Linked DNA regions of Homo sapiens: all the other regions are linked to region 1. Evidence: chromatin loops called from intact Hi-C (ENCODE). Cell type or tissue: endothelial cell of umbilical vein. All regions are shown on one strand. Region 1 has its middle 15 kb from the start of FOXO1. Region 2 has its middle 240 kb from the start of LINC00332. Region 3 has its middle 110 kb from the start of MIR4305. Region 4 overlaps LINC00598 (long intergenic non-protein coding RNA 598). Region 5 has its middle 93 kb from the start of LINC00548. Region 6 has its middle 150 kb from the start of LINC00332. Region 7 overlaps LOC124903162.

Region 1 (4,000 bases):
GTTTAACAAAGCGGCACAGTCAGCACCATACAGGAAAACTGACTTACTATGTGCCAGGTATTGTTCTAAGCTTATTTATTTATTTATTTATTTATTTATTCATTTATTTATTTATTTATTAATGAGATGGAGTCTTGCTCTGTCGCCCAGTCTGGAGTGCAGTGGCGCGATCTCGACTCTCGACTCACTGCAACCTCCACCTCCCGGGTTCAAGCAATTCTCCTGCCTCAGCCTCCCGAGTAGCTGGGATTACAGGCACATGCCACCACGCCCAGCTAACTTTTGTATTTTTAGTAGAGACAGGGTTTCACCATGTTGGCCGGGCTGGTCTCAAACTCCTGACCTCAAGTGATCTGCCAGCCTTGGCCTCCCAAAGTGCTGAGATTATAGGCGTGAGCTACCGCACCCAGCCTCTAAGCACTTTTCTATATAAACTCATTTAATCTTCACAAGACCCTACTGGGCAGGTGTGATTGGAAATTGAGGCACAGGGAGGTTGGTTACTTGCACAGCTGGGATACAAACCCAGGCAGGCTAGAGCCACGGCTTTGCTTCTAACCAGTAATCCATGCTGCTTCCTTAGTTAATAGCTCTAATGCTTATTACCCCTCCCTCACCAACCACTCAGCAGGACAAAGTGGTAAATTCAAATTCAGGCTCTACTCCTTATTCCTCCAGGCAGTTTCATTATCTGAGTACTTGGCATAATAATATCTTCCTGCTGTGGGGGTCGCCTGAGATAATGATACAGGTGCTTGCCTGTGGAATCAGCCCCAGGCACTGCAGGCCTGTTTGCAGTCCCCTCTGTATCTCGGGTCTCAAGTTCCCTCTGATGATATTCAAAGAAACTCCACCAGGGCCTTAGGTTCCATCAGGGGCTTCTTCCAGATCATCTTGTATCGGTAACGCACAATGATTCAGCCACACCCATCCACAAAGGCTCATTACCTCTTGCTTTCAGTAAACCAGGCTGAACACAGGTAAGAATAGGAGAAAAAAGAGGTCCCAACTCATGCTTCCCTGACCCCTGTATCTCTTCCCTAGGCTTCTGGAGAGCCTGCCCGAGGCAGCTGGCAGCCCTTAGAACATTAGAAGGAGAAAGTTTTTGGATGCAAAGTATTCGTGAGGAGGGCTCATTGAAAAGAAAAGGCAGCCTATTGAAATTCAAGTTAAGCTTAGACCAGATCCTATGGCTAACTCCCATAGGATATCCTCCCGCTATCTCATGTGGGGATAGCCATAGGATCTGGTCTATGCTTGCAGAGCCATACAACCCTCCTCCCCACACCCAGTTGCCCGTAAGTACAATTTGAGCTCCCCACCCACCATGGTCTGCTGTACATCTTGATACCAGACCTGCCTTTCCTGGAGCTGGCCTCAGATGGATTCAGCTGGATCCAGTCCAACCAGATTGTAAGCTCTGGCCCTCCAGATAACCTCTGTGGCTTCCTCCAGGCCTCCCACAGTTGGGGCCTCTTGGAATCACAGTTGATAATGTTAGTTGCCAGCAATCACCCCGATCTCTAAAACTTCATCTCCGTGCTTTCCGTTCCTTTGCCAACCACCTGTTCAGGCTGATGATGACATTTAATGAATCTCCTTCCTTCCTAGTCTTGATAACAGCACAGGTCCCTCACCATACGAAGAGAAACAGCCTTTCAAGAACCTGCTTTGGAAATTGGCACTCTCGACATACAACTGCATTCCTTTCAGCTCACATTACTGCAGCTGCTCCAGTGCCAGCATCTAAACCATCTCATCTTGTGTCCAGTGCAGTGAAATCACCTTGTGGGGAGAGCAGTCAATGTGTTGGTAGGGACCAAGGGCCGAGCCTACCCCACTGGGAACTGGCTGGGCTGGGCCCTGTGTTTGATAGAAATCCTAACATATTCAGAGCCATAGGAATTTTCTTTTTTCTTATGCTGATAGTTTACTTCCATACTACTAAAATTTGCAAAACAAAATGCCACAGGCTAGGCTAAATACAGTGCACATTCTATCTCTCTCTCTTTTTTTTTTTTTTTTACATTTTTTTGAGACAGAGTTTCACTTTTGTCGCCCAGGCTGGAGTGTAATGGCATGATCTGGGCTCACTGCAACCTCCATCTCCCGAGTTCAAGCAATTCTCCTGCCTCAGTCTCCCAAGTAGCTGGGATTACAGGCACCCGCCCCCAACCATGCCTGGCTAATTTTTTTTTTGTATTTTTAGTAGAGATGTGGTTTCACCATGTTGGCCAGGCTGGTCTCAAACCCCTGACCTCAGGTGATCCACCTGCCTCGGCCTCCCAAAGTGCTGGGATTACAGGCGTGAGCCACCGCGCCGGCCATAGTGCACATTCTCACATGCGCTGCATGGCCACAGGGAAAGGCATAAGCTTTCTTGTCCCCCTCCATCTGATATAAATAAATAATCCAAGAAACAGAGCATTTACTTTTTCAGGACCAGATTTATTCATGGTATTGGCTGCTCTTCTGGTAAATGAGCTCGGCTTCCAGGAATCAAGCCTGCCCACGTAAACATGGCACCCCGACCCCTGAGAATGTTAGCTGGCCACTCCTCACCATATACTCCTGCCATACCACAAGTGGATGGCTAAATGGTTCACGCCCAAACTGTCATCTATCTAGAAGCTATTACAATCTAGATTTTTAAAGTTACGTATTCTAGATCCACAAAAGGTACAACAGACTAAGTGCACTTAAGTTTTGCAATTTGTTTCAGCTTGAAGGATTTCCATACGTAATTGCCCACAGTTGTTATGCAGTGTCAGAGAGCTAGCACAAAAGGCGGTCTCCCTGAGACATAAACCAATCTAAACAGAGCTGTCACTATAGTTTTTACACAGATGATGATTCTCCCTTCTGCAAATTTAGGTCATGGTAATCTGTCTGTTACTTTTGATCTTCCCATTGAACTATGTTTCTCCATCTTGCTAGTGTCTTCGATCGTTTTCTTTTGTGAAGGGGCAAAAGAAAAGTTATCCAAAAATTCTTTTTCCACTCTGGTAAAAGTAGTTTTAAGATAATACTAAAAAGTAATGTTTTATCGCCCTCTACTGGTATATGACATTAATAGCCATTTGCAAAAAAGTTAACTTTTAGAGAAAAGGTAATAAAATTCAGAAAAGTCAAAAAAAAAAAGAGCCTTTTATGTGCCTTTAACATTTGTCTTATTTTTATTTTTATTTTTTTGAGATGGAGTCTCGCTCTGTAGCCCAGGCTGGAGTGCAGTGGCATGACCTTGGCTCACCGCAACCTCTACCTCCCAGGTTCAAGCAATTCTGCCTCAGCCTCCCAAGTACCTGGGATCACAGGCACGTGCCACCACACCCAGCTAATTTTTGTATTTTTAGTAGAGATGGGGTTTCACCATGTTGGCCGGGCTGGTCTTGAACTTCTGACCTCGTAATCCACCTGCCTTGGCCTCCCAAAGTGGTGGGATTACAGAGGTGAGCCACTTCGCCCAGCCAAAATTTTTTTCTTTTTCTTTCTTTTTTTTTTTTTTGAGATGCAGTCTCGCTCTGTCGCCCAGGCTGGAGTGCAGTGGCGTGATCTCGTCTCACTGCAACCTCCACCTCCCAGGTTCAAGCAATTGTCTTGCCTCAGCCTCCTGAGTAGCTGGGATTACAGGCGCACACTGCTACGCCTGACTAATTTTTTGTACTTTAGTAGAGATGGGGTTTCACCGTGTTGCCCAGGCTGGTCTCGAACTCCTGAGCTCAGGCAGTCCTCCCGCCTCGGCCTCCCAAAGTGCTGGGATTACAGGCGTGAGCCACCGTGCCCTGCAGTTTCATTTTTATAATATCTTAAGGTAACATAAATACTTTACCTTTTTTTTTTTTTTTTTTTTGAGACGGGGTCTCTCTCTTGCCCAGGCTGGAGAACAGTGGCGTGATCTTGGCTCACTGCAACCTTTACCTCCCGTGATCAAGCAATTCTCCTGTCTCAGCCTCCCAAGTAGCTGGGACTATAGGCGCCTGCCATCACACCCAGCTAATTT
Region 2 (4,000 bases), 740 kb before region 1:
AGATTCAATTAAATTGATATTTAGAAAGAGGCAATATTGGCAAAGATGAGAGCCTTCGTCTGAATTAAAAGTGGTATTAAAAAAGATCAAGATGGAGAGGTGAGAGGTTATGCAGACTGGCATTAATTAGCACTGAATGGTTTAAATGCTCCTACAAAATGTAATAGGAGAGGTCTCTGATCAGTGAGAAAGGGAGGTTAAAGCTAGGGCCTTGCAGATCACAGGAAATAAAGAAAACAATCCTCTTAGGACAGGCAAAAAGGGACCCATCAAGAAATAAAGGGAGCTGCAGTGGGCCCAGCTTTTGTTAAGCCAAACGAATCCCGGGGAGAGGAGACAATTCTCACAAGGTCAGGGCCAGACTGCTTGGCAAGTCACAGAAGTGAGTCTGTGCTGAACCCAGCTCCTCTCCTTGCACATGCGAGGTTTTGAAGCAGCTGGCAGGGAAGAAAGGATGGAGCGTGTGTCCCTGGAGTTGGGAGGACTACTGGCCTACTGCGAGGTAGATTGTGGCTTTGTCCCATCATCTTTGTCATCAGCAGCAGAACAAAATTGGTCACATCCCCTGAATCAAGGGGGCCAGAGAAAGTTCTTTTGACAGAAAGGTTCCCAAAGATGTATTTCAATGTTACTATTTCCTCCATTTCTAATGGAAAACTCAGTCTGTAGGGTGCTAGGATTTCTCCATTTTTAGAATGTTTCTCATTAAATATCAAACGGAATCTGTGTCTCCATCCTGCAGCAAGTGAACAGATGCTCTGTTTTACTCGCCTTAGGCTGCCCAGTTTGGTATATAACCAACGCATCCATCCTAACTTTAGGGGTATCAGATATTAGCCCCTGCTCCAAATAAATACATACATTTGCACACAAATAATTCCAAGAAGTTTCACTTGCTCCCCTGCTATCAGGAGCTGTAGATTATGCAGGGAAGTTTCTGGAATTCGGTTTGTGTTGAAGTTTGTTTCCACTAGGGAGAGTCCTACTACAAGTCACAGACCACTGCACAGGCTGCTTAAACAATAGGAAATTTACTGAATATGTAACTGAAAATACAAAAAGGTGGACTTCAGAGTCAGTTTAATCCCGTGGTTCCAACTCTATTTCTACAGTTGCCCTGGCTGCTGTCATATTTGTGTGTCAGCTTCATCCCATGCAGCTTCCCCCTGTGGAGGGGTGGCTACAGTAGTTTCTGACTTCACATCCACATACCGTAATGTCCACAGGAAGAGAAAATAGCCGTCGCTTCCCATACTTACTCTTAAGAGAAGGGAAATGTCTTGCCCAGAAGCTCTCGTCAAACTTCCTCTAGCATCTAATTAAGCCAGATTCTCGAGGCCCATGCATTGATTGGGCCAGTCCTGCCATCTTGACCAATCAGTGTCAAGGAGGGTGGGATGTCCCAAGACATCCCAGTCCTGGGGTTGGGCAGTTCCTCTGGGGCCCACGACCTCTGTGAGGAGAGATGGGTGCTGGATCAAAGTTGGGACTCTCAGAGGCAGCAGAAAGGGGTGAAATGGGTTCTGAGCAGGCTATGTCCTGAGGGCCATGGGGGCAAATGAAGAGAAGCACACTGCTTAGCAGCTTCCCAGACAGCTGAATTCTGCTGATGGCATAAAGGGGTGATGAACTCTCTATTGCAGTACCTCTGAAGGGATCTCCACGGATCACGGCTGCCTGCAGGGCAAGTTTATGGGCCGGTGTCCTACTATAGGCAATGGCTAAAAGAATCCCTTAGAGCTGTGATCCTGTAATGGTACTTTAATGGGATTGGTTTTTAAAGTTCCATAGGAGTTATTTGTAAAGTCCTGTCCATTCTGACAGCAGTCACTAGAGGGCTCACAGAGACGCCTTTCGGGGCTGCCCTCTAGAGGCGGAGCTGAGAAAGGTGGTGCTAAGCCGTCCAGCAGCTCAGAGCCATGGAGTTGATTGGGGAATTGATGGGTCTCCCAAGACCTCAGAGGAGTAATCTTGGGAATGTAAATGTTGGTGGAGCGTCTACAGACAATGTATGAGTCATTCAGAGGATGGCGCTTGGAGCAGTTCTATCTGTGCTGCCCAATATGTAGCCACGAGCCACGTGCTGTTATTGAACATTTGAAATGTGTCCAGTCCAAACTGGGCTGTGCTCTAAGTGCAAAATACACACTGTATCACATATTATCAAGGGTTGGAGTGAAAGAGAAGAATGTAAAATATCTCAATATTTTAAATATTGATTACATTTTGAAATCATGACATTTTGAATATATTGGCTTAAGTAAAATATATTATTAAAATTAATATCACCTCTTTCATTTGATTTCTTTAAAAGAAATTTAAAATAGCATATTTTGTGACTCACATTATACGTCTGTAAGACAGTACTGTGTTATGCCATTTGCTAGGGCGAGAAAGGAACTTGGTGGAGGGTGAGGGAGGAAGTGGAAGGGCCAGACACACTGAGAATTCCTGAGAGGAAGCTTGAGCCAATTCACAGAGACCTTTCACATAGGTCCCTGGACTGGGGTAGGGTTTCATTGCAGGAGCTCACTAACAGTTTGATAATGGTGATGATGATGATAATAATGGTAAGGACAACTTTCCCCTAATGAAATTGTCAAGGCTCTTTCAGTTGAAGCCTTCATTTCTCTAGGTACTGCTGAAAGACAGCCATATCCCCTGGATGCTCATGTGGCCATACTCATTTCTGTTTTCGCATTGCCACAGTTCCCTTTTCTCATACATAAACCTCATGCCTGATGAACCTGTCCAAAATTGCACCGTAAAAAAATTCTGCATTCCAGATTAAACTCGATGCCGAGCACATTAAATGCATCCCACAGTTGCCCCAGAGTTTCTGTGTGAATCAGAACAAATGACTAACGTCAAACCTGGATACAGATAAAAAGACACAGACATAAAAATTCTTACACATGCATTTATCTTTTTTTTTTCCCTAGAATATAAGTGTTCGACCATTTAGCATTTAGAGACTGGGAAAATGAGCTTTCACAAAATACTGCTGCTTGTGGGACCTGTCTCTTTCGAGGCAAACACATCTGACCCTTCTGGTAACATCACCTGTCACTGCTTGGCATGTGTCAGACAGATAAGCGTGTTGTGCTTCACCTCCATTTTCAGAGCAACACAGTGGAAATCTTCCTTCTCTTTCAGAAGGCAGAAATTCACTACTTTTCAATATTTTTAATGTAATTTGCTGAAGATAGGTGAATAATGTAAACTGTTAAAACCAAGGCTTCCCAAAAGTTTTGGCCAAGGCCAAAAATCAAAACAAATAAAGTGTAAGAAATTGTGTGAAGTAATAAAGTAAGTTATAATTCTAATTTCTGGGGCATTAATGTGAGTATTCCTTGGACTGTCAAGGTGGTAGGAGCTGATGGTACCAGTATTCAAGATGCTGCTTTCAGAATATGGCTCTGGCCTCCTTGTGCCACCTCACCACCCCTCTTCTCCATATCAGCCCCTGATGTCCACAGTGGAGTGTCCACCTTTGATTTCAAAGGCACTGCCACAGCCATCCTACAGGGCTCTTCTTCCCTTTCCCTCATCACTCTAACCTTTCCAAAGTGAAGAAACCAAGCTTTCTCCACCCGCCAACCAAAGCTGAGGAATCCTTTATTCCACAACTAATATGACAAAAATGTAAATATTTATTTCACATTCAGGCAGGTGGGATTGACATTTGACAATGAATTAGGCTTCATTTTAGAAAACATACAAGAGAACTGTGTGCATCTTTCAGCTGCAGTTTCAAGGAATGACTTCAAAAAAAATCTACACTTCAAATGCAAACAGAGTCCCCAGTGATAAAGAGGACATCCCTTATGAATGTACAAGTTCTAATAGATCTGACAAAGATCAACCCCACCATGAATGCAAGAGCAACTATTCAATAGCATTGCTTTTTGCCTGAACTCTACATTGTCCCTGTTTTGAAACCAGAGAAAAACTAATTTTGCCTCTCATTTAGGGTTTTTTAAACAAAAACCTGTTGAAA
Region 3 (4,000 bases), 900 kb before region 1:
GGATTAGATTTGAGAAAAAGAAAAAGTATACAACAGCTCAGTTTTCTCCACACACTCTACCCACTTGGTATAATGGGAAAAGTTCTAGATGAAGAACGAGGACATCTGGGATCCAGTCCTGACTTTGACTTTCACTAGCCTTTGACCTTACTATACATCCTGGGTTTTGGTTTCCTCATCACTAAAACTGAGGGGGGTTGTACAGAAGGCTCCCTGCTCCCATTCACCCCTCACATCCTGTGACCTTGCTTGAGTGGCTCACAAAGCCCTAATAATGTAGTTCTTTTTCATGTAGTTTTACATTTTAATACAATACCGAAACAAATTAAAGCATCTGGAATCCAGCTACAGTAAAAGCTGGAAATATCCTAAAATAATCTTTCAGAGATACATCTGAAATTTTTTTTTTTTTTTTGAGACGGAGTTTTGCTCTTGTTGCCTAGGCTGGAGTGCAATGGTGCGATCTCGGCTCACTGCGACCTCTGCCTCCCAGGTTCAAGTGATTCTCCTACCTCAGCCTCCCAAGTAGCTGGGATTACAGGCATGTGCCACCACGCCTGGCTAATTTCATATTTTTAATAGAGATGGGGTTTCTCCATGTTGGTCAGTCTGGTCTCGAACTCCCCACCTCAGGTGATCCACCCGCCTTGGTCTCCCAAAGTGCTGGGATTACAGCTGTGAGCCACTGCACCCGGTCGAAAGTTTTGTTTTAGGCAAACTTCTGATCAGCAAAAAGCTGGAAAAACGTAACTATATTTTAAAAGATAAAGAAAACAACTACAAAAGAATAGTAGTATCAGCACTTTCCTTCCAGTGTTTGGCTTTGTTTCTAGGAACTCTGAGGTGAAAAAAAAGAGGCAGAGGAGGGAGGAGGAGTAGGCAGAAGGGGAGCAAGAGGATACAACTTGTGTGCTATGTGTGGTTGTTATTTTAAGGAAGTTTATTCTGACCAATTTTATCCAAAGAATAAATCAACAAACACCCAGAAGCAATCTGCCCTAAGTTTTTTATTTCCAATATAGACCTAATCAGAATAATCAGGTTTTGTCAAAAAAGTTTCCAGTAAAATAGCTGTCTCTGTCTTCTCCATTGTTATTGTTAGATATTAGCCCTTCTGATCTTGCACAGTCCCCTTGCCTGGTAACGTTAACTAAGTAAATATTAATACTGTACACTTTTCCTTTGGAAAATGAAGGAGAACAAATGGGAAAAGATGTAACAAATGTTCTGCAGCCCTGTTATAAATATTTTATGAATGAATCAGAGAAATTGAAGATGAAAAAAGCCCACTAATTCAGCCAGTACCCTGATGTCTACTGCTGTATTCTTTCAAGCGGTTTGTCTGGTCTGGTCTTTAGTGACTCAGGTTATAGGGAATTTACCACTTCTGTCGAAGCTGCTTTTGTAGTGGGGACTATCTAGCTGCTAGGAAAGTTTGTCAAATTCCCCTTGCTTTTGTTTAGTTTTCTCATTAGTCTCATTTGATTTTGTTTATTTAATTGCTTATTTTTAGTGTCTTTAGATTCTTAATTGATTTCTACGTGTCTTTTCTATTGCTTTCTTTTTTGTTCATTCAGCTTTTCTCTCTTTAGTTGTTACCAGGAAGAAACCAAAACAGCTTTTTGGCTTGTAGATAGGTGAGAAGTAACAATTGGTTCCATCACCAAATTAACAACAACACTTGCTACATCAAGTGTTAGGCTAACTACTTTGCATACATTATCTAATTTATTAAGCACCTTCTTTTTGCCAGACACTGAGAAGGCAAGGTTAAATATGACCCTGCCACTGTTGGCAGGGCCTTATAATGTAGTAGGGGAGATAAGCATTCAAATAGATAGTGTCAACACAGCATATTCAGTGTGTGGGGCTATTTTCAGAGTCATCCTGGAGCACAGAGGGGGGTGTCCACTCCAGCAGTGAAGAGCAAGGAACGAGGGCAGAGGTCAGGTGGCATGGGAGAGAGATACCCCAGGTGAGTTGACCCATAACCTGATTCCTGTAAGAATAAGAGTTAACTAGGTTAGAAGGGGGTGTGGAGCTGGAGAGGATAGCTACTTGGGAAACTACATAAAGTTTAATGTTATTAGGTTGAAAAATGTGAGAGTTGTTGGAAGATGAGGTAGGCCAGGAGAAGAAACCGGCCAGGTTTGTATTACTTGGTGGAAAACTTGAACTTTGCTTTGGATTTTAAGAACAGAAATAAGGCTGCCATGTGAAGAACACACAGGAGGGGCAGCAGAGAGACTGGCATCTTTCCTGGTGAGGGATCACCAGTGTTGCAATCGCAGAGTCAGGTTAGCTCTTCTTGGTTGGAGTATCTTTAAGGCCATCTGGTCTGACTCTAAATGACTAGGAAATTACTCATCATGTGCCTTCTAACTCTCTGAGTAGTTATTTCCATTTCCTTGATACTGAAAAAAGGGTAGTAGGGAATGTATGTTTGCTGCGGCCAGTGGGGTTATGTCAAATAATGGTTACTTACTGACAGCAGTCTAACAGTTTCTGGGAAGACTAATGTGCTCCTAACTGCATATGTGGGAGAGAAACAAGAACTACCCATTTACTGAATATCCACTCTGTGCAAAGCCCAGTGCCATGGGCATTAACATTCATGGTATCAGCAAGGTGGCAGCAAAGAGTCAATCTTCTGAGAGTTAAGCAGTCCTAATCAACACATTATAGGAAATAACTATGTGCAGAAGTTATCCTGTCTAAGAGATGAGTTACTTATATTTTCCTCCCAGCCTAAAAGGAATAGTTTATAAAAAATAGTTAATACTTGAGGTTGATAGATTTAATACATATCCAATTTGGGTAAAGTGACTATGGTGTATTCTCAGGACAGGAAGGACCCTAAAGGATGCTATAATCTGACTAATTATAATTGTAACAGGCTTCTCTGAAGTAATGTGTAATGGAAAGGTAGTGTCTGCCTAGAGCCTAGAAAAGGCAGCATAGGGCAAAAGGCCTTGACCAGCATTAATTCATAACAACCAATGAAAGAAGGGACTATGTAGCTCATGTGCATTATTGATTTCTAAGTGTCTAAAAACACATCAGAATTTGCTGCAGCTTAGATAAAACATTTACTGAACATGTATTGCCAGAATGTGAGCTTATTGATAATCTCCTTAGTATCAGGAGAGGATATAGCAGTAACGTGTAGATTCTGCCTTCAGACCCCCCTGGATTGGTATCTTGACTTTGCCACTTAGAAGCTGTATTAGTTATCTGTGAAAACAGAACAAATTATTCAAACTTAGTTATTTAAAACAATATTATTTCACAGTTTCTCTAAGTCAGAGATTCAGAAGTGGCATAGTTGGGCAGTTTTGCCTCAGGGGCTATCATGGTTGTTGTCATCTGAAGGCTTGACTGGGGCAGGAGGGGAGCCACTGCCAGGGTGGCTTATCCACATGGCTGACACGTTGGTCTGGTTTTGGTCCTCCCCTTGTGGGCCTCCACACAGGCTGCCTGAGAGTCTTCACCACATGATGCCTGGCTTCCTTGAAAGTGAGAAATCCATGAGAATGCCAGGTAGAAGGAGTAGTGTCTTACATCCTAGCCTAAGAAGCATATGCCCTCACTTCCACCATATGCTTTTTATTAGAATTGAGTCTCTAAGTCTGGTTCAAATCAAGGGAGAAGGAAAATTATACTCCACTTTTTGAAGAGAGGAGTGTCAAAAAATTTGCATGCTACTGTAAACTGTCACACTGCGTGACCTTGAGCAATCTATTTAAAAGCTTTATGCTCCAATTTTTTCACCAGTAAAATAGAAATGACATTAGTATCTGCTTTATAGAGTTGTAAGGATAAAATAAATCAATGTAAAGAGCTTAAAACAGTGCAGGGTGTATGGTAAGTGCTTTCAGTAAGATTAGCAATGATGCTGATTACTAATTCTATTCTAAGTCTGTTTGACCTGTGATAGAGCTAATCCAGAGACAAGAACAAAAGATGCTGGCATCAGTCACGTGTGTCTCTTAAATCGATC
Region 4 (4,000 bases), 240 kb before region 1:
GACTGTTTATGGAAGGTGGCACAGCCCAGGGAGTCTCACACATTTGCATAGATGTACCCCAAGCAGAGGGAACTGTCCACAGTAAATGCTGTGTGAATGCTGTCACTTGGAAAGGAGGGACTTCAAACCAAGTAGCTGCCGTAGGACCATGTTCACGTTCAAAGATGGTTTTAGAACCAGCTGAAAATTTTGCTTTTGGCACCCTCAGTGAGAGCACGTTTAAATAATCTCTCATTAGTTGAAGCCTGAAACCATCAGGAAAAAAGCAGATTTTTGATAAAAATCCAATAATTAAACCTTGACACAGGCTCAGAAATTCCCAGGCCCAAGCCCTCTGTGTTTTATAACATTATTTCACGATGTGAAAGATACCATCTGAATAAATGCCTTCTGCTTCTACACTTTAACTTTTTGTCACTGATAAGTTCATTCAAAAAGCACAACAACTCTCTAAAGGTTGACTCTAATAATAAATGGATCTCTTTTCTCTTATCTCTTCTCCCCGTGTAATTGTGTGCTTCATTCTCGAGCTGTCTTCAACATGAATAACTCTACTTACTTCAGCAAAGGTCCCCAAACATCACTCCAGGAGGCTGGAGAAAGGTCATAAGTACCCTTCATTCCCAGACACTAATTTTTCTTTTCTTTCATATTAAAGAAAAAAAAAATCCCAGCTCGGGATTGTTCAGCCTCCAGATAAGAAGAAAAAAAGTGACTATTCATTACACATATCTAAATTTGGACTATAAATTTAATAATTGTAATGTTGTTTTTATTTTTAAGCTTTTTCTTGTCTGGGTCTAAATCCTAGGAGTGAGTTTGATATTTCAAATCCCTCAATTTCTAAAATCTCTACTGTCTTATTCCAAATCAAGTGTTCAAGTTAATTATATCCCCTAGCTCCCATTAAACAGGAGAAATTCTTCAGAGAGAGTGTTATTTGAATAAAACTTCTTGGAATTGTTTAGTTGGAAGTATTGTCCTGGGCCCCGTGAGAAGAGGCACATGCATGTTAGGAAATGTGGCTGTCCAGAGCTTATGTAATTATTCAGTAATCTGTATACCACATTACCAAAATGCCATATCTGCCTCAAAGGCTAACATGTGAAAGTTTAATCAGCACAGAAAATGGACTTTAAAAATTTCAACATAGATTCTGAGCAAGGTGAAGGGGACTGTGAAGACAGTGAATTCTAGATTCCTTCAACACTCCCATATGGGAAATCGAGTGGGATGGAGAAGACCTCATTTCAAAAGGAACGTTGTACATTTACTCACTGTTAAATATAAGGGCAGTTACTTCTATTCAAACTCAACAAAAGTTAAGTGTTTCTTGCCTTTAATCAATGAAATATATAAAAATAGAGATTTAGAGTTGCAGAACTTCAAGTGACAGAGACCACGGGGCATTGAGTTCAGAAGCCACTTCTGGGCCAGACGTCCCATCCCAGTGTCCCTGGGTGTGACCCCTGCTCTTCTGTGTAAATCCCTCCGGGAAAGATGACCTGACTCCACACTTGGACCCAGCCTGGCCCAGTGTGGGCATCACCTCTGGCCAGGAGAAGACTTAAGTGGTATAAACGGGGTGAGGGGCTCATCATAGAAGCTGTGGGGCAGGCCATGTGCAGTGGCTCACACCTGTAATCCCAGATTACAGGCTCATGAGGGCTGGTTACGTTTTCACTGATCCTGTTTAGACTTTGAGGAGAAAGGCATGCTTCACCAAGCACTACCTTGTGAGCAGCTGGGGGGAAGCCCTGACAAGTCTCACTTCCTTCCAGCAACAACTCTCCCACATTGTTCTCGCCATTGTCTACGCTTCCCCGTTGTTAGTCATTCTGTGAGTCAAGAGCTGGCCTCGGCCAGCTGCAGGCACGCTTGGCTGCCCCGCTGCATGAGGGGCCAATGTCACTCCCTCCCGGGCTCTACGAGGCCAGGTCTGCAGCCAGCAAGCCACAAGGGACCTCCCGAGCCACCTGTTATTGTGACCATGCGTGGCCCAGTTTGTTTTGATTAGAGCGTTCCAAAGAGGAAATAAAGCCTATATTTATATTTTTATTTTAAAAAGGCAGGGCCACTTGGGAGGCCAAGGCTGGTGGATCACCTGAGGTCAGGAGTTTGAGACCAGCCTGGCCATCATGGTGAAACCCCGTCTCTACTAAAAATAAAATAAAAAATTAGCCGGGCATGGTGGTGGGTGCCTGTAATCCCAGCTACTGGGGAGGCTTAAGCAGGAGAATCACTTGAACCCAGAAACTGAGGTTGCAGTGAGCCAAGATCACGCCACTGCACTCCAGCCTGGGTGACAGAACAAAACTCCGTCTCAGAAAAAAAAAAAAAGAGAAAGAAAGAAAGAAAGAAAGAAAGAAAGAAAGAAAGAAAGAAAGAAAGAAAGAAAGAAAGAAAGAAAGAAAAAAGGTAGGGCCACTTGCCCAGTGCCCTCTTGAATATTTGGAATTCACAGACCTCTTCCTCAAACCCATGGAGATTTGCATGAAGAGCACTTTGCCCATAGTAATGTGATCTCCCAGTTAAGGGAGGCAAAATATTGAGTTGGTTGGCAGCTTTTCCCAAGTTCCTCCATCAGCTGGGAGGGAATGATCTAAGAGGAACAGTGGGTAATTCAAATACCTTAGGGTATTCTACATAATGGAAGAGAAGAGAAAAACCAAACAAACTTTTGTGAGCACATGTAACACAGACATTCCAGGGCATTCATGAGTGGTGACGTTATGGGTTGAAGTGTGTCCCCGCCAAAAACATATGCTGGATGGAGTACTATCTCCCAGTACCTCAGAATGTGATCTTATTTGGAGATAAGATCTTTACAGAGGAAATCATTAGGGTAGGACCTAGTCCAATATGACCAGTGTCCTTATAAAAAAGGGAAATTTGGAAACACAGGGAGAACATCCTGTGAAGATGAGGGCAGAGATCTACAAGCCAAGAAATGCCAAAAATTGCAGCAAATCCCCAGGAGCTGGGAAAGAGGCATGGAACCGATTCTTCCTCACAGCCCTTAGAAGAAACCAACCCTGGCAGGGTGTGGTGGCTCATGCCTGTAATCCTAGCACTTTGGGAGGCTGAGGTGGGTGAAGCACTTGAGGTCAGGAGTTCAAGAGCAGCCTGGCCCACATGGTGGAACCCCGTCTCTACTAAAAATACAAAAATTAGTCAGGTGTGGTGGTGCATACCTGTAATCCCAGCTACTTGGGAGGCTGAGGCAGGAGAATCAGTTGAACCCAGGAGAAAGAGGTTGCAGGGAGCCAAAATCATGCCACTGCCCTCCAGCCTGGGCAACTGAGTGACAGAGTGACTTGATGAAGTGAGACTCCGTCAAGAAAGAGAAAGAAGAAGAAGACAGAAAGAAAGAAAGAAAGAAAGAAAGAAAGAAAGAAAGAAAGAAAGAAAGAAAGAAAGGAGAAAGAGAGAAAGAAAAAGAGAGAGAAAGAAAGAAAAGAAAGAGAGAAAGAAAGAAAGGAAGAAAGAAAGGAAAGAAAGAAAGAAAGAGAAAGAAAGAAAGAAAGAAAGAAAAAGAAAGAAAGAAAAAGGGAGAAAGAAGGGAGGGAGGGAGGGAAGAAGTAAGGGAGCGAGGGAGGGAAGAAGTAAGGAAGGAAGGAAGGAAAGAAGAAAGGAAGGAAGGAACCCTGCCGACACCTTCATCCTGGACTTCCAGCCTCCAGAACTGTGGAACAATCAATTTCCAGAGGGATACATTCCAAGAACTCCAGTGGATACCTAAAACTGCAGCTAGTACCACACCCTATAGATACTATGTTTTTCCTGTACATACATATCTATAAAGTTTAGTTTATTAATTACATGCAGTAAGAGATTAACAACAATATCAATAAAATAGAACAATATACTGTAATAAAAGTTATCGTGCACTGTGGCTGTAATTTTTGCAGTTCAAGGGGAGACACGAAAACTAGCTTGAATTTCTTTTTCCATCTTTATCGTTTCACAAATAGAAGATTGGTTCTTACCATAGATCTTA
Region 5 (4,000 bases), 370 kb before region 1:
AGCGACATGCTCACCGAGTGTGCGACAACCAAGGGTGGGACCTCCTGCACTCTCCCCTCCCCAGCAGAAAGGCTGTCTGGCTGCAAATGATCCTCACAAGCCCAAAATGCTATATTTACTCCAATGCCATGCGGGCATCTTGCTGTAACACTGTTTTAAAAAAAAAAAAAAAAAAAAGAAAAGAAAACATTAATTTAATTTAGAGTGAATATGACCTGGATTCTATCCAATGGAATTTTGTTAATAAAGTACCAAAAAATATCTTTTTATGAAGCAATATCCAGCATGGCCCCTGCAAGCATACATTAGAAAGATTTTGGCATAAAATTCCCACTGTATGTGTATTTGCCAGAAGTATAGGTTGTGTTTGCTTACCAATAACCATGTGTAATATGTGAACATAGACAGTTGATGAGCATTGTGTACATGATAAGGATAATAACGAGAACTGATATCGTCCAGGACTTATGTGTCAGGCGATCTTATAGGCACTTTACAGCTACTACCTCATTTAATCCTCACAGCCTAGGATGTATGAATTCCCTCCCTAATTTGATGAGGGAACTGAGCAGAGAGAGGTTAAGTAGCTTGCCCACAGTTACACAGCAAGTCTAGCATAAGCTGGCATTCCAACCAGGCAGAGCGGCTCCATACCCCATATACTCTGTACACCACCAACCATTCTGTTACTCTGCCTCCCACGTGTGTGTGTGTGTGTGTGTGTGTGTGCACTCTTCATACACATACATCTGCTATTTGCCTTTCTTCCCTACACAAATCTAGGGCTGCAGGCGGGCTGCAACTGGCTAACACCAGCTTTTAAAGTCTCTGTAGCCAAGGCTGCTCTTAATCAGCCATAGCCCAGGTGCCATAGCCCTTGCCCATCCTAGGCAGAAAGGAGCGAGAAGAGGCTGTCCTCACTCAAGGCCTGCCCTTCCTTTCCTTCCACAGAGGGAGAGTCTAATTCGTGTGTGTGTGTGTGTGTGTGTGTGTGTGTGTGTGTGTGTGTGTGGTTTAGTTGCTGAACATTAGTACATATAATATTTTAGTTGCTGAACCCCACCTTGATGGCTAATTTTATGTCAGTTTGGTTGGGCTGTGGGGCCCAACTATCTTGTTAACATTATACTGGATGTTTCTGTGGGGGGATTTTTGGATGAGACTTACATTTAAATTGGTGGACTTTGAGTAAAGCACATCACCCTCTCTAATGTGGGAGGGCCTCATCTAATCATTTGCAGGCCTGAATAAAACAAAGGACTGATGAGCAAAAAGGAACTCTGTCAGCAGACGGCCTGCAGACTTGAACCGCAGCATTGGCTGCTTCTGGGCCTTCATCCTGCAGACTTTGGACTTGCCGGCCTCCGTAATCCTGTGAGTCAGTTCTTCAAAATAAATCTCTTTCTATACATACACACATGCCATTGGTTCTGTCTCTGGAAAACCCTGGCAAATATACCCACACAGGATCAGATAGGCTGGGAGCACACCGGCCTCACTCAGCTGTCACTAGGAGTGGGCGGGGAGCGGGGGTTCTTCTGCTTAGGAAGGATGTAGGAAGAAGTGACCTTTTAACTCTACAAGTTAAAATGCAGGATTGGGTTATTCCAATGCATGGTATTTCCCTTAGTACAGAGTCTAGCTTCAAGGAATCCACCTTTCACCATGTGACCAAGTATAAACATGAGACAGAATATGGAGCTCCAGTCCCAATATTTAAAGGGACAGACGTATGAAGCACAAGGTCTCACATAAGAAGGAAACCAACGCTGTGACCCAGATCCTGTCACTGGCCTTTTAAACTCTGAATCACAGAACTCACAAAGGGAGGGAGATTCTTATCCCTCCCCAATAACATATTTTTCCTCAGCAAAAAAAAAAAAAAAAAAAAAAAAAAACAATGACCAAAGGAAATCCTTTGTGGGACGCTTCCTACCATTCCACAGTTACCATTCAAAAAAAAAGAAAACGCTCATGGAATTGAGCCACCTCTCCTGGCAAGTGATTCACATTGAACTCAATGAGAGAATCACTTTGCATTTCCTGCTGAAGTTATTTTGCAAGTGGTCATGGTCATCATTACTGAGCCAAGGGAAGGACAAGTTCATAGCCAGGGTGTCCACCTAAATGGATCTGACTCTTTGGTCATTTCCTGTGCTAGCTCCCCCCACAAACGGGACCTGTCACCCATGGGGACACTAAGGCTGAGACCAGAGTCTCAACCAGGCATTGCTATGAGACTCTGAACAAATTCAGGTCTAGTATTTTCCAACACCTCTCACCTTCCAACCACATACTTAACATCAAGAAGAGATTCTTGAAAATCAGTCTTCTGCACAAAAACTCTAACTCAGAGTCTTTCCTATGACTTTACCTGGGAAAAGCTACAATGTTTCACATCCACCACCCAAGACTCTCAATCAAATTTTTAAATGTAACTAATATACAGCAAAACACCTATCTATCTGTATATAAATAATGAACTCTCATGTTAGAATGTAAAATGCCTCAAGCATGGCTTCCTGGTCACCAAAAAATTCATGTTTGTAACAAAGAGTTGCTTGATGACCTGCAGTGGCTCCCCTCTTAGTTCTAACAACCACCAAGACACACACCCCATGCTGACACTCAACATGCCTTTCAAGAAAATGTACAGTATTTAGAATGGAACTCAAGACTATTTCGGCAAATCGTTTTGTTGAAATGTTGTACTGAGCTAGGTGGTCATAAATATACACGTTTTTCTATATAATCATTGACTCAAAAACATTGTATAGAAAGGCATATACATTTTATGGAGTTTGGGCTTTAAAAAATCAAGAACCATTCTGTTGAGAAAATGTTCCCTGGAGAGACATTGTGGAAAATCTATCATTTATTTGTTTATTGTGGTTATTATCTGTCTCCCATCACTCAACCATAAGCCCCTTAAGAGCAGGGATTTATTTCTGTTTTGCTGATAAGTCCCCAGTGCCTAGAAAGGATCTGCCTCACAGGAGGTGTGCAAGGTGTATCAGATGAGTATATTAATATTTGTAACATTCAGGGAGGCTGCAGGGAGATGGATGGATTACTAAAATCCTCATCGTTTATGGAAGGACGCTTTGAAAAGAGCACTGGGCCAGGAGTCAGGAGGCCTGAGTTTTGAGTCCTGGACTGGCCACTCTGTTACTTGCTGTGTGACCTGAGCTTCGTTTTCCTCTCAGGTTCACCAGACTATCAGCAAATCCCCCAGCTCCATCCCAGAGTCTCTATCTGATTCCAGTGGGGAAAAGCCCACTGAACTCTCTAATGGGAGGGGGAAAAAAGACAGCCACAGTCTCAACTGGAAGGAAGTAGAGAGCAGAAAGCAAAAGAGAAAGAAACATAGTATCTGGTTTAGAAAATGAGGAATCCTTTTCCTCCGCCGGGTGATCCCTTCTTATTACATCACACTAGAGACATGGTGGTGACGTTCAAAAACAAAGAAGAAATCTCAGAAGTAGCATATAGTGTTCCAGGAGCTCCATCCTGCCTGCAGAAAGCAGATTCCTGCCTGCAGAAAAAAAAGCAGAAAAAAAAAAAGGAGGCTGAGCTTCCCGCAAAGAGTCATGAAGCTGGGTTTCCCCTGAGGTGTCACCCAGTCCTGCTACGCTGTTTCCTGTAGGTGTGCTGCCAGCAGCTGGGCTCTGCCAGAGGCTCTCCATGCAGCAAATACAGCCTTGACATCCTGGAGATCAACAGGGAGCTGCACACTGCATCTGGGACTGGGAAAGAGACCTTAGCAGAGCGCAGACAATGAGCCCTCATCCTTTTCAAGATAGAGGCGGACACCTGGAGGAGGCTCCCAGCATCTCCACTGAATGGACAGGCTACAGACAGGCAGCCATCCTTCTGACGTGGAACAACTGATAAGAAAGCTAGACGTAGATGCACGTTCACCAGGCACTGTGCTGACAGCTTTACGTACACCATTGCATTTCATTTTTAAAATAGCTTTACGAGGTAGATTTTATTGTTG
Region 6 (4,000 bases), 650 kb before region 1:
CCATGTCTCACTTGAACTTTATCAATTTATACCTACTTGATCCCAGCATCAATTAAAGCTGTGGGAAGGGGGAATGCTATGTGGGAATATAAAGCAATCTCATAATCATAGAATAAGGCTGGGGAAGGGACCATAAAGCATTTCTATTCTACCCAACAATCTACAGTCTAAACTATTCATAACATCTCTGCCAAGCCATTACCTGGTGTCTAGGTATAATTACAGTTCATGGGGCAGCACACTCTAAGTGTGGATACCACTGTCCTGAGAAGGATGCAGTGTACTCAAGGGGACCCTCCCACTCTTAGAAGTGTAGAAGTTTGGGCCAGAGATGCTCATTCTCTCGACCATGGGCTTTTTATGCTGATAATCTGGTTAGATCACTGGTCAGAATGCTGGATGACATTTTCCATCTTTAGTTCTTGCAATTCCAGGAAGCCTTATTTACTACATGGTCAGCCTTATTTACTACGACATCTCAGCCATCTGCAGGGGGTTTGTTCCAGGATCCTCCCTCACCCCGATACTGAAATCTATGGATGCTCAATTCCTGCATCTGGCCATGTGAAACCCATGGGTATGAAAAGTCAGCCCTCGATATCCATGGATTCCATTTCCCACAAATACTGTATTTTCAATCCTCAGTTGGCTGAATTTGCATATGTGGAACCCACGGATATGGAGGGCCGACTGCACTTCCCTGTGCAAGGAAAAGAGCTTAAGATGAGGTGAGAAAAGAAGCCAAATGGTCTGCAAACATTTGTGGCCAGCACTTCCGCTGGCTCTGTTTCCAGGTTTTTTTCTGTTCCTCTGCCACATGTCACTGTGACAAGCCACTCTAGGAGGCCCGTCACACTGCTCTGTGCTCTGATTTGTGGCCTAACCTTTGTTGAAGGATCTTTTGTCCTACCAGACATCTTGACAGCCTGCTCTAGGCCGCAGATGTGGATGCTTGGACTTCCTTCCTTGATGCTAATTTTGTCATTGCAACCCATGGGCACCACTACCCAACCAGCCCCATTTCTTTCTCTTCCTTCTGTTTATTTTTAGTCATAGAGTTTGCCAGTATGATGGTAAAATATTTATGTATTTTGTATTTTTAAAGAGTCAACTAAAACAGAGTGAGCCATTACTTTCTTCTGAGGTGCTGAGAACCTTTCAATCAACAAGTATCTACTGAGCTCATCCATGTGCCAGGCATTGTTTCCTTTAGAAGTCCAGTTGATTTGTTTTTTCAAATCCCACCTTTTCTTTGAATTACATATTTTGAAATTGACAAATCTTTTCCTTTTTAAACATCATTTTAATGGTGTGTTTAGGTGACTCTTCTGCTCCCCTCGGTCACAAATATGTCAAGAGACAGAGGAATAGAGTCTGTTCTACACCAAGGAGGTAGTTGGCACTCAACCAATAAGTGATGTGGAACCAGGGAGCCCTTAGAAAGCACACTTGCTAAGGCAGAGATGAATGCTCAGGCTTCCAGCAATGGGTCTGCGTGGGGCTCCTTCAGAAAGAAGAGCTACAGCTTCTTATCATCCCTTCATTTCAGCAACCAGACTTCCCCTGTGGCTCCTAAAACCCAAATTCCTTTCTTTCTACTTCATAGCTCACCGGTGACTAATCATAATATAAATGCATCTTTTAAGCTGTAAATAACCTTAGACATGCAAAACTCAGAGACGCATTAAATCACAAGGAACATTAGTATGGAGCCAATAGTAGAATCCAGGTCTCCCAGCTATCAGCACATCCTGCTATAATAACATGAATCCAAGGATCCACCAGGAAACAGACTCGGAAAGACTTCTGTTTATCATTTGCTGACAAAGTGGAAGTCTAAGAAATGCTTCTTAGCTAGACGGACGCTCAATGTATTCTCTAACACTCGTGGTTTCTCCTCCCATGTGAACTAGGGTCACCGTACCCTGAAGGAAACACTTCTTAAATCTTAGTTCTAGGAGGTTTTGTTCACGCTTCGACCTCGACAGTGGCAGGTTGCCAGTTCCCCTCTTTCAGGCATAATGGTACCTGAATTATTATGTGAGAGGGGTTCCTTGGGATGACTTTGGCTATTGTCTCATGAGGCAAATGGGCTGCTTCTTAGAAGAACCCTGATAAAAGGAGAGGCAGAGTCACATCAAAGGCAGCACTGTACAGCACTTTGGGAGGCCAAGGTGGGCAGATCACCTGAGGTCAGGAGTTCGAGATCAGCCTGGCCAACATGGTGAAACCCCATCTCTACTAAAAATACAAAAATTAGCGGGGCGTGGTGGCGAGTGCCTGTAATCCCAGCTACTTGGGAGGCTGAGGAAGGAGAATGGCTTGAACCCGGGAGGTGGAGGTTGCAGTGAGCCAAGATCATGCCACTGCACGCCAGCCTGGGTGACAGAGCCAGACTCCGTCTCAAAAAAAAAGCAGCACTGTGGAGTGCAGGCAATCAGGGGGTGCACAGTGTGGGTATGCAGAGAATTGAAAAGCAATAACATTGACTAGCAGTCTGTCTGCTCTTCACTGTCACCATGTGCCAGAAAACGTAAAGAATGCCAGTGATAAAACACTCCTTCCTGAAATATTTTTTTCACCAATGCTATAACATTTAGAACAACGGCTGAATTTACATATAAGAGTTGATTTTACATATAAAAAGAGTGACTCTACTTATAATGAATGCAGAGAACTTCAGTTTCCCAGTGGCTCTGATCCTCACAGACTTGGCTATGCATGTATGCATGTTTTTTTTCCAGAGGTTGTGGCTAGCTGTTTGGAATCGTTCAAGATTTGGTAGCCCTGTGTGTCTCTGTTTCCTATGGCACTATGTACTCATGTGCATAAATATTAGATTCAAAATAAAAATTGATATAACAATGATGGTGTGTTAGTCTGCTCAGGAGGCCATAAGAAAATATATCACAGATGAGGTGGCTCAAACAACAGAAATTTATTTTCTCACTTTTCTGGAGGCAGGAAGGCCAAGATCAAGGTGCCAGCAGAGTTGGTTTCTGCTGAGGCCCCTCTCTTGAGCTTGCGGACTGCCGCCTTCTCTCTATGTTTCTCGTGGCCTTGTTTACTGAGCACATGCAGAAAGAGAGAGAGCTCTGGGGTCTCTTTTTCTTATGAGGACACCAGTCCAGATTAAGGCCCTACTCTAATAACCTCATTTAACCTTAACTACTTCCTTTAAAGCCACATCTCCAGATACAGTTGTATTGGGGGTTAGGGTTCCAACATATGAATTTAGGGGTTGTGGGGACACAATTTAGTTCATAACAGATAGTGAATGTAAAGAATAAGAAACGGCCAGGCATGGTGGTGCACGCCTGTAATCCCAGCACTTTGGGCAGCCCAGGGAGGCGGATCACCTGAGGTCAGGGGTTCGAGACCATCCTGGCCAACATGGTGAAACCCTGTCTCCACCAAAAATACAAAAATTAGCCAGGTGTGGTGGCATGTGCCTATGGTCCCAGCTATTCGGGAGGCTGAGGCAGGAGAATAATTTGAACCTGGAAGGCAGAGGTTGCAGTGAGCCAAGATTGTGCCACCGCACTCCAGCCTGGGCAATGGAGCGAGACTCCATCTCAAAAAAAAAAAAAAAAAACAAGAAACAGAACCGTAATTACTTCAATTCTATCATTTGTTGTAACTATGCAGTGTTTTAATTTGTGTTTACAGTTAAAAAAAAAGAGTACAAATTGCAAAGTGTTAAATTTTTGTTTGCTATATGCAAATTTTTTTTCATACCCAAAGTATTTTACTGCTTTGAAATAATACCTTTGATATTTAAATTTATTTTTCTTTAGAAATTGTCACTCCTGGCCAGGCACAGTGGCTTATGCCTGTAATCCCAGCACTTTGGGAGACCGAGGTGTGTGGATCACGAGGTCAGGTTATCGAGACCATCCTGGCCAACATGGTGAAACCACGTCTCTACTAAAAATACAAAAATTAGCTGGGTGTGGTGGCGCATGCCTGTAATTCCAGCTACTTGGGAGGCTGAGGCAGG
Region 7 (4,000 bases), 490 kb before region 1:
TATTCTAAATAAATGTATGCTCCAAGAATAAGTACAAGAATGAATTCAGGATAAGAGTTTAAATTCCTATCAAAGACATATTGAAATGCTACAGAGTTTGTAGGGGTTTATTTGAATATATTTTAATCCCTACCATGGCCAAAGTCAGAGATTGGAGTTAGATGGATGAGGTCACAAAGACTGCTAAACTCATTTTCTACACTTTTATGAAGCGAAATCCCCACGTCTCCCAGTATCCACCCCAAGTCAGCCGCCTAGCTGAGCCCCTGCCCAGTGACTTCTCCACCCAGGCTCTGTGGTAGGAAACCAAAGCCCAGGGACACAGCCAAGTTAGAAATAGCATTCAGGCTTTTGGGTCCCAGTGTCCATGCCCAGTCTGTGAGTTGGCCTGTCAACAACATGGACAAGGGACATGCTGGGTTCTGCCAGGCTCAGGAAGAGTGGCCCGGGAAGGAGGGCTTCCCGTCCTCCACAGCCCTGGCAGTGAGCATCTCGCCATCACCTCAGGGGTGGGTGGGTGGGGGCTGGATGTCACTCAGAGACCAGTGTGGTCCCCATCAGCTTTGCAGGCGCTGCAAGCCCAAGTCCTCAGAGGAGACCTGGTTACAGTCTGTCTCCACACTCAAAGGCACTCTGGTCGTGGGGCAAGAAGAATGAGCACAGCCTTCTGGGAGGGACGGTTTCCCAAGAGCAGCACCCACACACAGGGAAGGACTCTGAGAGAAGGTGCCGAGCCTGGCGGTGTGAATGAGCTCCATGCTTCTCCTTGGGAGAAACGAAAGCCTTTCTAGACACTGAGGGAGCAGAGTACAGGCAGCTAAGGCCCACACGGCCCCCCAAGGTGCATCAGATAACTTTAGTTACAAAAATACAACAAAGAGCTGGCTGCATTTTACCTCCCCTTCCACTGTAAAAGTCGAGATTTAAGATTCCTGTTGTATAAGAATTAATATGAAAAGAATTTTGTATCCTATTATGGCATTGTGTTATAATAATGGAATGCTCTCCCCGCCCAATCTGGCTTACTGTCCCCTAGATCTTGCCAATGATTATTCAGTTCCACAGTGTGTGAGTGTTGCTGTGGGGACAGCCTCCTGAGCCTGAAAGAAAGAGGCCATGAATGCTTCAAGCTGGAAAACGGCATAGTCAGCCCTCCGCCCCGGGCACCCCTATCTACGCACACTCAGACACACACACGGGGACACACACACTTCACCCAGCGGTTTTACTATCTTCCAAGCTAACCTGGACTTGCATGGGAAGTTTAATACTTGGACAACTGCAGCTGTATGAGCAGCTCATTGTCTCTGACGTGACACACAATGGGTTCCAGAAAAGGAAAACAAAATACTCTTTAAACTGTGCTGCATTCTGTTTGGAAATCGAGAGTCCAGGCAAAGGGTTTTCCTTGACAAACCAGAACAGGGGTGTTGTTGCTGCACTTTAATTTTGCTTGGTAACTGGATCTTGTTCCCCTGAGCATAAAGATTTAACAGAGTTTCTCCAGAATTTACCAATTCAGAGAGTTCTGAACAGCTAAGTAGGGGTGGGCAGGGGAAAATGTGTTTTTAACTCATCACATGTCCGCAGGATTCTTAAGGAGAAAACGGCGACCGGTTCTTTTCCATGTCCCCCGGAACAAAGCAAGGAGAAATGAACTTCAGCTGCAGCAGGTGAGATTCAAGTGAGACATGAGAAAAGTTTTCCAGCCTGAGGAATGTTGACTAGAATGTATCACTGAGTGAGGATGCTGAAACACTGCGGAAGATCCATGGGTCTGGCTAATTACCGCGTAGTAAGGGGTGGAACCCTTGGATTCTACGGAAGCTCCTGGCTGGTTAGGTGCTGATAATGGTGTGTTGTTTCATTTTGTTTCAAGATTTCTAGTTGTTAGGCTCCCATTGTCACATATTTCCCTCAAATCAACTCCCTCTGAATCACCCTATTTGGAGGGAGACACTATTCTCCATTTCCGCTCGGCCACTTCCAGCCTCACCCGCTCTTTATAATCTTCAGTGAGGAAATGCCTCTCACAGTCACTCTTCCTTCCCTACCATGGCACCGAACCACAGATTCCCAGCATTGAACAATGGCCATGGAAGATGTATCTGGTTGAGTTTGTTGTTTGTGTTTTTTTTCTTTTCCTTTTTCTTAATAGAATTCCTTCAATTACACGTATGTTTTCAGCAGCCGGGCCAATCCTCCTCCTCACAGGGGTGAGGTCAGCAAACCCAGGAAGCTCTCAGAGCCAAGAAAGCCTCAGATCCAGGAGGAAGTAGTTATGGATGCCCATAGCTGAAGTGCTCTGTGTCCACTGGAAGTAAAAGGAGCAGGTTCCTGCCGAAGAATGTACAGACGACGTGAAATCATGTGTGGCTACACTGAAGCTAAAGGCTGCCAGCCAACCATAGCCAGTTGGGGATATAAACCTCTAAAAACCAAAACTGGGGAAAAATGGCTCCCCATTTTCTGAGGTACTCTTGGAGCACAAGCTGAATGAAAACCAATCATCATTGCCCTGCCTAGCATGAAGCAGAATGAAAAGAAGGCAGATAATATTTCCTCCCCTGAACCACTCATCCATATCTGCTCTATTCAGATATTTGTGCCTAGGCAACTGCACCCACCCCTCTCAGCATTTACCCACAGATCCTCAAAACCAAGCCCTAGCACAATCGACTCCAGTGAAAATTAAAAAAGCTATCCCAAACATCTCCAAGCTTCTTTCCTCTGCAACTTCCCTCCTTCTTCTTCATCACCAGTTATACCACCAAAGTATCTACAACTGCTCAGATGCAGGCAAACTACCCTGAAAGTGCTCACATGTATTTCTTCCTTCCCTTGAGGGTGATATTCTACAGTAATTCCATTATGTTTACAAATAGAAAAGTTATTTCAATACATCTGTATATTATATATATGTATATATATACACACATAGCTTTTATATCACTGACACAGTGTTACATGCAATAAAGAGAGGAATTATTTATATCAGTACAATTTCCAAATTAGTAATTGCTCGCATTGAATTAGGTACTGTACAAATGGATTACAATGCAAATATATAAGCTATATACAAGCTTATAATTTTGAAAATATTCAAACTTGGGACATTTACGGGTATGTTTTGAGATGTGCCTATACCTGTGCATCACAACAGTGCCATAGGTCAGTTTTTCTGAGATTCAGGTGTCCATCGGATCTCCTGATGAGCCACAGGCCCTCAGAGAGGTCTACATGGTAGCTACAGGTCAACAGATGGCATGAACAAGGGCATTTCCTCCAGCCGAAGACTATGAGAACATCTATCTCTGAGAACATCAGAGTCTGCCCTCTGATACTCAGAAGAAGGTAGACATGAGCCCAGACACCTAGCTTGACTCCAGCCTCCATTAGCCGCTCCTCCAGGATGAACCATCCAATAAGACATTTAGTACATACCATTCGAATGCCCCAAATTCAGGGAAACATACAGTTAAAATAGGTCACAGGTAGACTTCTTGAATACAGAAGCACTGTCTTACTCAACTAAATATCTTCATTGCCTGGCAAAATTTCTGTTTCACAGTGGTTAATAAATCCTAGCTGCTTAATCAATGCATGAATAAATTTTGTCAAGCCTCAAATATCAGAAAGCCTTCAAGGAATTCTGGGAAGGTTAGGAGAAACAAGGTGTGGTGTGTTAGTGTTGATAGGAAAGACAACTTTGTAGGGCCATGGGTAAGTAGGATTTGGTCCACAGATTTGGAGAAAATGCAGGGAAAGAATTGGTTGTGAATTTACCTATATTGTCCAGTACCTCTATTGCCCAAATGTGCATGGTAAGGAATACTGACCCGGCTACTGCCTAGGATATGGAGACCTAAGACAGCCAAGATAGGAAGGATACACACCCACACAGAGTGCAACTTGATGGATAAGCAGCTCACAGAAGGTGACTTCCTCCAACACATTTCCTTCACAATTGTACCCAATTGGGATGGAGGAGATTCTTCTG

Evidence for each region. A loop is a pair of places that touch in the nucleus more often than their neighbours do. Peaks named below come from ENCODE experiments on the same cell type or tissue, not always from the same donor. Only the 100,000 strongest peaks of a DNase experiment are listed, where the experiment ranks them.
Region 2: it touches region 1 in a loop (6-fold over the local background); 74 of 110 quality-filtered maps call a loop at or near these places.
Region 3: it touches region 1 in a loop (4-fold over the local background); 54 of 110 quality-filtered maps call a loop at or near these places.
Region 4: a loop joins it to region 1, with 8 times the contacts of the local background. A loop is called at or near these places in 2 of 110 quality-filtered maps.
Region 5: a loop joins it to region 1, with 8 times the contacts of the local background. A loop is called at or near these places in 3 of 110 quality-filtered maps.
Region 6: a loop joins it to region 1, with 9 times the contacts of the local background. A loop is called at or near these places in 2 of 110 quality-filtered maps.
Region 7: it touches region 1 in a loop (8-fold over the local background); 6 of 110 quality-filtered maps call a loop at or near these places.

Annotation. Positions count from the first base shown.
Region 1 is chr13:40,680,119-40,684,118 of GRCh38, forward strand. No RefSeq gene overlaps it. Among named protein-coding and RNA genes, the nearest start is that of FOXO1, 15 kb to the left of the region's middle. RefSeq lists enhancers at 1-555, 556-1,320, 1,321-2,085. In endothelial cell of umbilical vein, a CTCF peak has its summit at 3,085 (motif pointing left); DNase peaks (open chromatin) are centred at 1,513 and 2,893; H3K27ac peaks cover 2,237 bases.
Region 2 is chr13:39,941,114-39,945,113 of GRCh38, forward strand. No RefSeq gene overlaps it. Among named protein-coding and RNA genes, the nearest start is that of LINC00332, 240 kb to the right of the region's middle. In endothelial cell of umbilical vein, a CTCF peak has its summit at 1,871 (motif pointing left); a DNase peak (open chromatin) is centred at 1,878.
Region 3 is chr13:39,775,372-39,779,371 of GRCh38, forward strand. It overlaps a transcript of COG6 not described here. Among named protein-coding and RNA genes, the nearest start is that of MIR4305, 110 kb to the left of the region's middle. In endothelial cell of umbilical vein, a CTCF peak has its summit at 2,206; DNase peaks (open chromatin) are centred at 1,270 and 2,460; H3K27ac peaks cover 3,795 bases.
Region 4 is chr13:40,443,879-40,447,878 of GRCh38, forward strand. The region is part of intron 6 of LINC00598 (long intergenic non-protein coding RNA 598); the gene reads right to left. Among named protein-coding and RNA genes, the nearest start is that of LINC00598, 35 kb to the right of the region's middle. RefSeq lists enhancers at 1,673-1,972, 1,782-2,387. In endothelial cell of umbilical vein, no CTCF peak of the experiment used is centred here; a DNase peak (open chromatin) is centred at 1,823; H3K27ac peaks cover 2,090 bases.
Region 5 is chr13:40,311,998-40,315,997 of GRCh38, forward strand. No RefSeq gene overlaps it. Among named protein-coding and RNA genes, the nearest start is that of LINC00548, 93 kb to the left of the region's middle. In endothelial cell of umbilical vein, no CTCF peak of the experiment used is centred here; DNase peaks (open chromatin) are centred at 1,674 and 1,824; H3K27ac peaks cover 2,089 bases.
Region 6 is chr13:40,029,597-40,033,596 of GRCh38, forward strand. No RefSeq gene overlaps it. Among named protein-coding and RNA genes, the nearest start is that of LINC00332, 150 kb to the right of the region's middle. In endothelial cell of umbilical vein, no CTCF peak of the experiment used is centred here; a DNase peak (open chromatin) is centred at 1,655; H3K27ac peaks cover 1,944 bases.
Region 7 is chr13:40,192,359-40,196,358 of GRCh38, forward strand. All of the region lies in intron 1 of LOC124903162, which reads right to left. LINC00548 (long intergenic non-protein coding RNA 548) reads right to left here. Exons shown (of 6, transcript NR_033877.1): 6 at 2,151-4,000. Among named protein-coding and RNA genes, the nearest start is that of LINC00332, 13 kb to the left of the region's middle. In endothelial cell of umbilical vein, no CTCF peak of the experiment used is centred here; DNase peaks (open chromatin) are centred at 1,413 and 2,053; H3K27ac peaks cover 2,690 bases.